Linked DNA regions of Homo sapiens: region 1 is linked to region 2. Evidence: chromatin loops called from intact Hi-C (ENCODE). Cell type or tissue: OCI-LY7. All regions are shown on one strand. Region 1 overlaps NLRC5 (NLR family CARD domain containing 5). Region 2 overlaps PSME3IP1 (proteasome activator subunit 3 interacting protein 1).

Region 1 (5,000 bases), 120 kb after region 2:
CTCCAGCCTGGGCAACAAGAGCAAAACTCTGTCTCAGAAAAAAAAAATAGTGTAGGTCTGATAATGGTTTTGTGGTTATATGTTTGAACCTGGAGAAGGACATGGGAAGGCCACACTCCAGGGGGTCAAACCGGATTATCTGGTTGGAAGGGCTGGAAGGGCATTTGAGATGGGGGCTAGAAAGCAAGAAAAAAGACTGAAGCAAAATGGAAAACACAGATGCTATGAAAACACAGTGCATGAAACTAGTTTATGACTGCAAACAGGTAGAAACTGAATATGCAAATAGGCAAGGAGTAGACAGTCCTGTGGACACATGACAACATGGATTTGATGAGAGAAGAGGTTGTTTAGGTGAGGCAGGTTTTGTCTTGGATTTCTTTATTTTAAGGTAATTACTATAATAGAATCACCACAATGACAATAAAAGGAAAGGCTGACCATCCACTGTGCAGATGAAGAAGCTGAGGCCCGGGGAGTTAAATCCCTTTTGAGCCAAGAGTCCTGATTCCAGGTCCAGTCTCTGGTTACAGACCCAGATGTTCTGGGGCGAGTGAGGTGGTAACCCCAAGGAGAGTGGGGGTGCCTTGAGGAAGGGCTTTCAGAAGTGCTACGCTCCAGCCATGCAGGCAGGTTCAAGTGGGTGCCCTGGTGAGGCTCCAGGGGTGGGGTTGGAGGTGGACAGGGCTCCCAGGTGCCCTGAGTTGAGTGGATGGTGCAGGTGAAGGCTTCCCCAGTCCAGCACAGCATCTCCCAGTGGGAGACATGCGCTGCCTAAGGCTGGGGGCTGCCGAGAGACAGCCAAGTTTCTACCAAAGGCCAGGGGACTCTCATGGGGCAGGGCTGGTGGGAAGAAATCGAGAAAGACTCACCTGTCTTCTAACCAAGAAGCCCCCTCCCAGGTCACTGGGCAGATCCCCACATGGTGCCCTCTGGGGCTGTGTCCTCGTTACTTACTGCAGTTCCAGGGGTCCCGGGCAGTCCTTCAGAGTGGCACAGAGGCGGGTGAGGCTTGGGGGCTCCAGAGGACACTCACTGAGGCTGCAAAGGGGCAATGGGCAGGGCAGGGAATCAGAGAAAGCCCAGGGTCCCTGGCTAGCCCCAGGGGCTCTATCCTTCTCCCAGCATCCCTCACTCTAAGTGGGAGGCCACAGGCCCCTTCCCCTGTGGGGCACTCGCTTCCCTCTCGAGTCTCCCCTGCAGCCCCCAATCCTCCTGCCCTGACAGTGACAGTGCAGGACCCTGAGTTCCCAGCTGCCCTTGTCAGTGACTCTCCAAGTCCTCCCCACCGCCCCCTCCAGAGCCCAGGCCACCATCCTCACTCACCTTGACCATTTAACACCCTCTGGGCTTCCACTCTTGCCTCCCTTTAATCCCTCTCTGCCCCACAAGTGTCTCACATTTTAACACTGCACATCTGACCAGGCCTCTCCCTGTTACCCCCGTGGCTCCCCATTGCCCTGGGGCTAACAGTGAAATTGAAATGTCCTTCCCAGGGCCTCACTTGCCTCCACTTCCCTGGAGGCCTAGAGAGAGGTGGGGCCAAGTCAGGGTCTCACAGCCTCTCATGGCAGAGCTTGCAGATGGGGAGTGTATTAGTGGGGAGACAGGCCAACCCCTTTCTTTCTGGAAAGTGGGTGTCCCCCAGAGCAGATGGAGACCCCAGGCAGGGAGTGGCTGAGCTGCTCTGTTTGCTTCACAGAAATGTGGAATCTTCTCTCCAAGGAGAATGCGGGGCATGGGCCAGCTGAGCTGCCCGTCAGGGGCCAGAGCTCCCCAACTCCCAGCACCCCTCACACCCACGCCTCTTTCTTTTCCTTTTCTCTTAAACTCCCTCTCTTCCCTCTATCCCAATCCCCAGCCCTAGCCCCCTGCCAGCTCTGCCCCCTCTGACGCCTCATCCCTATTATGGTTACCCCCAAACAAGAAGGGCTGGGACAGTACCAGAGGCTCCTGGGGATGCAGCGCTGACGGAACCCTAAGAACTTGGCTGCAGCTGGGAAGTCTGGCAAAGATCCAGTGGCCCACATATCCCTAGGAGGGGGATCATTTAGAAAGGAAAGTTCAGATCACCCCCTCGGACTCCCAGCCCAGCCCATATACCCCTAGGAGGGGGATCGTTTAGAAAGGAAAGTTCAGATCACCCACATTGGACTCCCAGACTTGGAAAGTCAGGGCTGGAAGGCATCTCAGAGACAATGCAGTCACTAGATCCTAGCTCAGTCCCTCATTGTTCAGATGGGGAAACTGAGGCTCAGGGAAGGGAAGCCTGAGTTAGAAAAGCCAGCAGCTTGTTCCTGTCCAGGTGAGCAGGCAGGAGGACCCAAGACAGAGCCTCTCTGACCACTGCTTGGCATCACATGACTTCTGCCTCCCTGTACGTCAGTTCTTTGGGCCTCAAGAACCCGGGGGTTCCCCAGAAACAGAGATCCTATCCTGGGAAGCAAGACCACCCAGGCTTGAGCCACCCCTGACTCCTGACAGCCCATCTGTACGGCAGTGCCTTTTCTTGACACACTAGCTGTGACTCTCTCCACCCAGCCAGCTGCACATGGGCCCACCCTGTCCGCTGCCACTGCTCCCAAGTGAGGCCAAGAGGCCTGGTCCCACTAGAGGGCAGCCGGGAACATCATGAAGAGCTAAACTAGTATTGGTTGTTTACTGCGAAGACGGGGAAAATGTTTTTTCAGAGCACCCACGGCCCCTGCCTTCAGAGCGTGAAAGGGCAGTGACATGTATGGAGCGGTGGGTCTACAAAATTCCCCGAAACGCAGAAGCACAAATGTTCTCCTGTCTCCTCCCACACAGCAGCAATCTGCGGGCACCTGCCCTGCTCTGGGACCTCTCCCAACCATATCCCTCCCTTCCTCCCATCTGCATTGCCTCCTTCCAAGGGGAAAACAGGGCAGTTGATTACTGACAATTTATGGGGGGGGCGGTGGTTACTGAAGTGGTGATTAAACCTAGTGTGCCGGACTTGGGTGGTTTAACTGAGAGCTGAGTGGTCAGCATGGGTCTGGGGGTGGGGGGACCTCCAACAGACGGGGACCAGAGCGGGAGGGGACTCCCCCACCCCGAGCGTTCCCTCCTCACCTGCTTGTCTTGTCCCCTCTCAGGAGGATGTGTTGGCTTTCAAAGCTGGAAGCAGAGAGGAAGCAGCAGTTTGAAAATGGTCAAAGACCAACTTCCCTGGCAGTGGCAAGAACCCAGACTGGTCAGGGCAAGGAGGGCCTGGGGTGGCCTGCTTTCTTAGCAAACAAGGAATAGATTAAGCAACAATTACATGTATCAAGTCACATGCAAAGCACACCATCGACATTTCTCATTTGATTCTCACAATAAACAATGAGGTAAGAAATTCTTCTTTGTTGTTGTTTCGAAGAAAGGGTCTTGCTCTGTCGCCCAGGCTGGTGTGCAGTGGTGCAGTCATGGCTCACTGCAGCCTCAACCTTCCCCGGGCTCAACTGATCCTACTGCCTCAGCCTCCCAAGTAGCTGGGACTACAGGAACGCCCCACCATGACTGTCTAATTTTTGTATTTTTTGTAGAGATGGGGTTTTGCCATGTTGAGCAGGCTGGTCTCAAACTCCATGGCTCAAACGATCCTCCTGCCTTAGCCTCCCAAAGTGCTGGAATTACAGATGTGAGCCATTGTGCCTGACATTTTTTTTTCTTTGAGACAGAGTCTTGCTCTGTTGCCCAGGCTGGAGTGCAATGGTGTGATCACAACTCACTGTAGCCTCGATCTCCTGAGTCTAAGCAATCCTCCCACCTCAGCCTCCCAAGTAGGTGCATGCCATCACGCTTGGCTAATTTTTAAAGTTTCTGTAGAGATGGGGGGGTCTCACCATGTTGTCCAGGCTGGTCTCAAACTCCTAGGCTCAGGTGATCCTCCTCCTCCTGTCTTGGCCTCCCAAAGTGCTGGGATTACAGGCTTGAGCCACTGTGCCAGGCCAGTAATTATTCTTATCTCCATTTTACAGATGAGGAAACTGAGGCCTGGAGAGGCTCTGGGACCTGCTCTGAGCTCGCAGCAGTTAAGTAACTGAGCCTGGTCCATCTGCTGTGGCACCTCCCATTCTTGGGGGTCCTTAGGGAAGGGAAAGGGAAGCAGACCTCCCCTGAAAATCATGGATGCGGTGCCCTGAGTGCCTGGGGTGGCTTGGCTGGCTGGTGCCTCCCCTTTTATATTCTCATCAGCTCCCACAATTAAGACAGGTCCCTGAGTCCCCAGTGGCAACTAGGAAGCTCCCAGTTTTCTTTTCTTTTCTTTTTTTTTTTGAGATGGAGTCTCACTCTGTCGCCCAGGCTGGAGTGCAGTGGCACGATCTCAGCTCACTGCAACCTTCGCCTCCTGGGTTCAAGTGATTCTCCTGACTCCTGAGCGGCTGGCACTACAAGGGCTCACAACCACGCCCAGATACTTTTTTTTTTTTTTTTGGTATTTTTAGCAGAGACAGGGTTTCACCCTGTTGGCCAGGCTGTTCTCAAACTCCTGACCTCACGTGATCCGCCCACCTTGGCCTCCCAAAATGCTGGGATTACAGGCGTGAGCCACCGCGCCTGGCCCCCAGTTTTCTTAAAAGTCTCTGCAGCATACCAACATGGCACATGTATACATATGTAACAAACCTGTATGTTGTGCACATGTACCCTAGAACTTAAAGTATAATAATTAAAAAAAAAATCCTAAAAAAAAAAATCTCTAAGGACTATCCAAAGAACGAGTGAGGCAGAGTCAATGAACTCTCTAATGGTGAATTTGGAGAAATTTGAGCATCCGTGAGGCCATACTTATTCATTCATTTGATCATTCATTCATTCAGTGGACGCCCATCACATGCTCTGCAGATCTGGTACTGCCCAAGGTGCTGAGGATGACAGGTTGGCATGAAACTGGTGGACAAGGGGCCCACGTGGGAGCAGATGACCTGTGGGATGGGGGACAGGGGCAGGGCTGGGGGCGGAGAGGCACGCTCACCTGATGTCCAAGCGGAAGA
Region 2 (5,000 bases):
TTTTTATAGATTTGTCACTATCTGAAAGTTGTCTTTATTTATTTGCCTACTGGTTTGTTTATCTCTTTCCTGCTAGAATGTAAAGTAAATGAGCTCCATAAGAAAAAAGACTATCTGACTTGGTCACTTCTGATTTCTCCAGTGCCTGGCATATAGTAGATTCTCAGTAAATATGTGAATAAATTAATAAATGATTCATAGGAGATATTAATAGGACCATTTATCTTCATGTGAGGAAGCTTATTTGGATATTTCAAGCTTATATGTTGAGTAACATCACTGGTGTAATCCAACAGGCTTCACGTCTAAGATGGACGACATTACTGTGTATATGTACTAGTTGGTATTTTCTTGCAGAGAATGTGCAGCACATTCCATTTTAAGAGTTACGTGGGAGGCCTGGACACAGTGGCTCACGCCTTTGATTCCAGCACTTTGGGAGGCCGAGGCAGGAGGATCGCTTGAGGTCAGGAGTTTGAGACCAGCCTGGCCAAAATGGTGAAACCCTGTCTCTGCTAAAAATACAAAAATTAGCCGGGCATGGTGGCTTGTGCCTGTAGTCCCAACTACTCAGGAGGCTGAGGCAGGAGAATCGCTTGAACCTGGAAGGTGGAGATTGCAGTGCGCCAAGGTCACGCCACTGTACTCCAGGCTGGGGACAGAGCAAGACTTTATCTTAAAAAAAAAAAAAAAAAAAAGCGTTGTATGGGAGAAGACATGGACAGATTCCCTGATTCCCTGGGAATTGATTTACATCAGAACTGGTAGGAAAAGACCTGGCTTCCAGTCCCAGTTCTGTTACTGGCATTCAGGTGCAACATGGAGATGGAAGCTCATGGGAAGTTATACCTCAATCTCAACTGTAGGATTGAGGCTGATTATTCTGAACTCCCCCTTCCCTGACCCTGATGACCCCAAAATAATATGTGTTCGTTTGTAGAGATAGGCAGATACCCATATTGTGTTGTTTCAGACACCAAGCTTTTTCCTCTAAGGAAATACATTCATTACACTTCTCACTTGAATGATATTATGTTTTATTTTGGTAGACTAGCAAATAAGACATATAGTGTCCCCCAAAGTAGCATCTGGGGAGAAGTGCTGTTGAGTGTGAGATGCCCTTTGGTTTTCAATTAAAAGGAAAGAATGAACAGGGCAGCAGTGAGACAAAAGAAACCTTTGTGTCCTGGTAACATTGCAGTACAATGAGGCTCCAGGGATAAGGGCTTTAACTGGAAACTTGGAAAGTTCTGTCTAGAAAAACTGAAGAAAAGCAGGCCTTCCAAGTCACTGACATCTAATACACTAATCCCAAGCATGCAAGTAGCCAGAGACATGTTGAGATAGGAATTGAAGGATTAGACATTTGTTTATTGAAGCTCTAAGTTAGGAACTGTTTCTAGGCTTTGCTTGATTACTATATGATATGTTGTATAATAGGATACTTCTGAATACAAATAAGCTGTGGTTTAAACCATGTAAATAACAGAACTCTTGTTTCGTCTCAGGTTAAACCAGTATTTAGCAGTATTGTGTATGTTAAAAAACGGTGCAATTTTAAGAGAATGCTGATCTAATGAATTTCTTGAGATTTTTGAGGTGTGTTTGTGTTTTTAAAGCATTTTGGGAGAAGAGGGGCTTAAGAAGGAAAAATTGCTTGTACTTTGCGGATCAAAAATAAGATTATTAACACCCCCTACCCCTAAAAGGTTAGGACTTTTCTTCATTTCAAAAGAATAAAAAGTTAAATGTTGGGTTTTGTCTATGTCGTGGTATAAATAATGTATAAATATATACATGCTTTTGTTGTGTTTTTTTTCCATTTTTGTTTTTTTTTAATATTTAATATTGAGAGTTTTGAGAACTTCTGTCTCCTAATGATGGAGTTGCAGATAAAAAATCACAACATGCTAATTTTTTTTTGGCATTCTCTCCTAGAAAGATGAAATCTTTTTTTTTTTTTTTTTTTTTTTTTTGAGACAGAGTTTCGCTCTTGTTACCCAGGCTGGAGTGCGGTGGCACGATCTCAGCTCACCACAATCTCTGCCTCCCGGGTTCAAGCGATTCTCCTGGCTCAGCCTCCCGACTAGCTGGGATTACAGGAATGTGCCACCACACCCAGCTAATTTTTTGTCTTTTTAGTAGAGACAGGGTTTCTCCATGCTGGTCAGGCTGGTCTTGAACTCCCGACCTCAGTTGATCTGCCCACCTCGGCCTCCCAAAGTGCTAGGATTACAGGCATGAGCCACTGTGCCTGGCCAATCTATTTTTTTTTAAATAAAAATGAGTATTAACATTATCTATTTCCATGATGACCCTAAAAACATTAAATTCATTAAACTCATAATAGTACTAAGCATTATATCTAATTTCCATTGCATACTGCAAATATTTAAGGTAACTTGTGCCCATAAGAACAGAGTTAGTTGCCTGGAGAGTGATTAGAATTAGAATCTTAGGATTTCTGGAAAATCTTAGGATTTTCTCCATTGTTCAAAGACACGTAGATAAATAACCTTAACCATACATCCTCTACTTCCACCCACCTTTTTGGGCTGATAATTCATGCTTCTTAGATTTCCTGGGCACTAGATGTCACTATTGTTCCAGGCACTAGTGCATCTTAAATAAGGACTTGCACTGTGTCAGAATACTTATCTGTTGTCTAAGACGTTTCAAGAGAGAGCATAAAACGGAGGGAGAAGTGGAGGGAGAGGAGGGAGGGCTGGTGGAGGGAACAAGTGAAAGTGACCTCCCCGACAAAAATATGGGGCCTTTCTTCACTTCAAAAGAGTAAAAAGTTGAGAGCCAGAGATTGGCATCAAGAACGAAAAACTGATGTTACAAGCGAACTGGTCATGCTTTTAAAAATAGCTTTTCAGTTCTTGTATATATGCACAGGATTTCTCATTAAAATCACCTTTGATTGTTTCTTGGCCTTTTGGCTAAGATCAAGTGTAAAATCACCTTCAGAGAGTGTTTAAAACAAACTCCCGGGCCTCTAGAGGTCTCATTCAGTAGGTTTGGGGCAGGGAGGGACTTGACATGTTTAATGAGCCTTGGGGTGATTCTGATGTTTCCTTGCACCAGTGGAGCAGGAGTTAGTCTTCGTGATGTCTAAGATTAATTGCCACTGATAGTCAGAACAACATTCTGCAAAATTTGATTTAACCCTTGAAGGGGGAAGCATGTTTTCAGGGAAGCCACATTTTTTTTTCTGTTTTCTTTATATTCCTTAAGATCTGTTTTCCTCATCAAGCATGATATTGGCCATGTCCTTGGTAATAGTGGGTTTTGTGGCTATGCTCAGATTTTCATTGAGAATCAGAGGAAAAGGTTGCTTATCTGTATTATTTTGGGCTTTATATGCTGTCTTCCTCCATGGTCTCTTTCATTTATCTTTGAATTGGCTGGATTTGACTGGCAGAATAAAGAAGGGTGGGGCATTTATTTAAATAAGTAGGCCAGACATTACATCGCACAGCCGAAGGGCTAGTGGGTTATATTTGTTGTCTTCCCTTTTGCTTAGTTTGACCCTTAACTGGTAACTCACAATAACCTCAAGAAGGTTGGAATTTCTCAAGAGAACAAGAAGGAAGTGGAAAAGAAACTGACTGTGAAGCCTATAGAAACCAAGAACAAGTTCTCCCAGGCGAAGCTGTTGGCAGGAGCTGTGAAGCATAAGAGGTTAGTCAGCACTCACACAACTCAGATTTCTCTCTGACCGTGTACTCTGAAACACCACTTGTAATGGAAGCCAGAGCCAACGCTTGCCTCGCGTGAGTCCTGGTGAAGTTCCCTTGGTGTGCTCACCTATCTCTCCCTTTCCAGATTTGAGGCCTTCTATAGGCTTTGACCCTCGTCTCTCTGATCACTTATTCAACAAATATAAATAATAGCTACTCTTCAGTGGGGATCTGCCACACCAGGCATTGTGTTAAGTGCTTCCTGTGCATAATCCCATGTATTCTTCAACAACCCTATGAAGTACAATTATAATCCCTGTTTTGTAGATGAGAAGACCAAGAGTTTGAGAGGTTGAGACCCTTCTTTGTGCAAGATCATAGAGAAACAGAGAGCTAGAGTTCATTATTTGGGCTTCTGTCTAGAAAAATGAGGTAGTGAGTCTTGTGAAAGGATCTGTGTAGGGTGTACTGAGAGCAAGGAGGAGGAGCATACAATGCTGCTGGGAGGGTGTTGTGTGCATCTTCATGTTGGGGAGGTTGGGGGAAACCATTGGAAAGATGCTGATTAGGTAGGACAACTAGGGCTTTGACAAGCAACAAGGGAGAGAACAGTCTAAGCAGAGGGAATAGCTGCTGCAAAGGCATCCTGTCCTGAAAGAACATGGCAGCCCTGGCAGGGTTACAGACCTGGCTGTGGCTAGGTTTGGATTGATGTGGAAGTGATAGCACTGTCTCAAGGCTATGATAAGTTCTTTGCTATGTTTGCTCCTCCCTTTCCAAATCCTGAAATGTCATCAGAGTGATTGAATCTGGTCATTTAGATTTGACCCAACAGACTGTGGGCGAAATGATAAGTTTAAGTGCAGTCTATTAGGAAAATCAATATGATATATTGGCAACCAGCCATATGTTTTGAAGGGAGTGTATTGATGCAGTCTTGTGGTTTGGCACACCACCCATCTGCTGCAGATGTTCTTAGGAACACTGCCTACATGTAAAAATGTCATGCTGGTATAGCAACAGAGGGGAGGAGTTATCCTGAGAAGGGCTCGCTACCCAAACCATGAATTATTCCTTTCAAGTTCTCACATAAGCTTTCCTGCAAGACTAGGGACTCGCAGGATTTGGACCTGGGTCAGTTTTACTGGAATATGCCAAGGGAGGGCTCTCCAGGTGATCAATTTGTTATCCCTTGAGACTGCTCTTGGTGGTCGCAGAATGGGTGTTGTAACTGTTTCCCTTAGTTCTTAGATCACCTTTAGAAAAGGCTCTGTAGTAGCGTATTTGGTGACCTGCATATAACCCCTTTTGGGT

The links. Hi-C counts contacts between places; a loop is a spot of excess contacts. Peaks named below come from ENCODE experiments on the same cell type or tissue, not always from the same donor. Only the 100,000 strongest peaks of a DNase experiment are listed, where the experiment ranks them.
Region 1: a loop joins it to region 2, with 9 times the contacts of the local background. A loop is called at or near these places in 1 of 110 quality-filtered maps.

What each region holds. Positions count from the first base shown.
Region 1 is chr16:57,043,586-57,048,585 of GRCh38, reverse strand. It overlaps NLRC5 (NLR family CARD domain containing 5), which reads right to left. Exons shown (of 49, transcript NM_001384950.1): 20 at 4,982-5,000; 21 at 3,094-3,138; 22 at 1,945-2,034; 23 at 958-1,041. Among named protein-coding and RNA genes, the nearest start is that of CPNE2, 46 kb to the left of the region's middle. RefSeq lists enhancers at 575-664, 2,298-2,477, 2,728-2,787. In OCI-LY7, CTCF peaks have their summits at 2,407 and 2,610 (motif pointing right); DNase peaks (open chromatin) are centred at 2,615, 3,225 and 3,325; H3K4me3 peaks cover 2,404 bases; H3K27ac peaks cover 3,210 bases.
Region 2 is chr16:57,165,780-57,170,779 of GRCh38, reverse strand. PSME3IP1 (proteasome activator subunit 3 interacting protein 1) reads left to right here. Exons shown (of 7, transcript NM_024946.4): 5 at 3,554-3,687. Among named protein-coding and RNA genes, the nearest start is that of PSME3IP1, 18 kb to the left of the region's middle. In OCI-LY7, CTCF peaks have their summits at 2,396 and 2,597 (motif pointing right); a DNase peak (open chromatin) is centred at 2,609.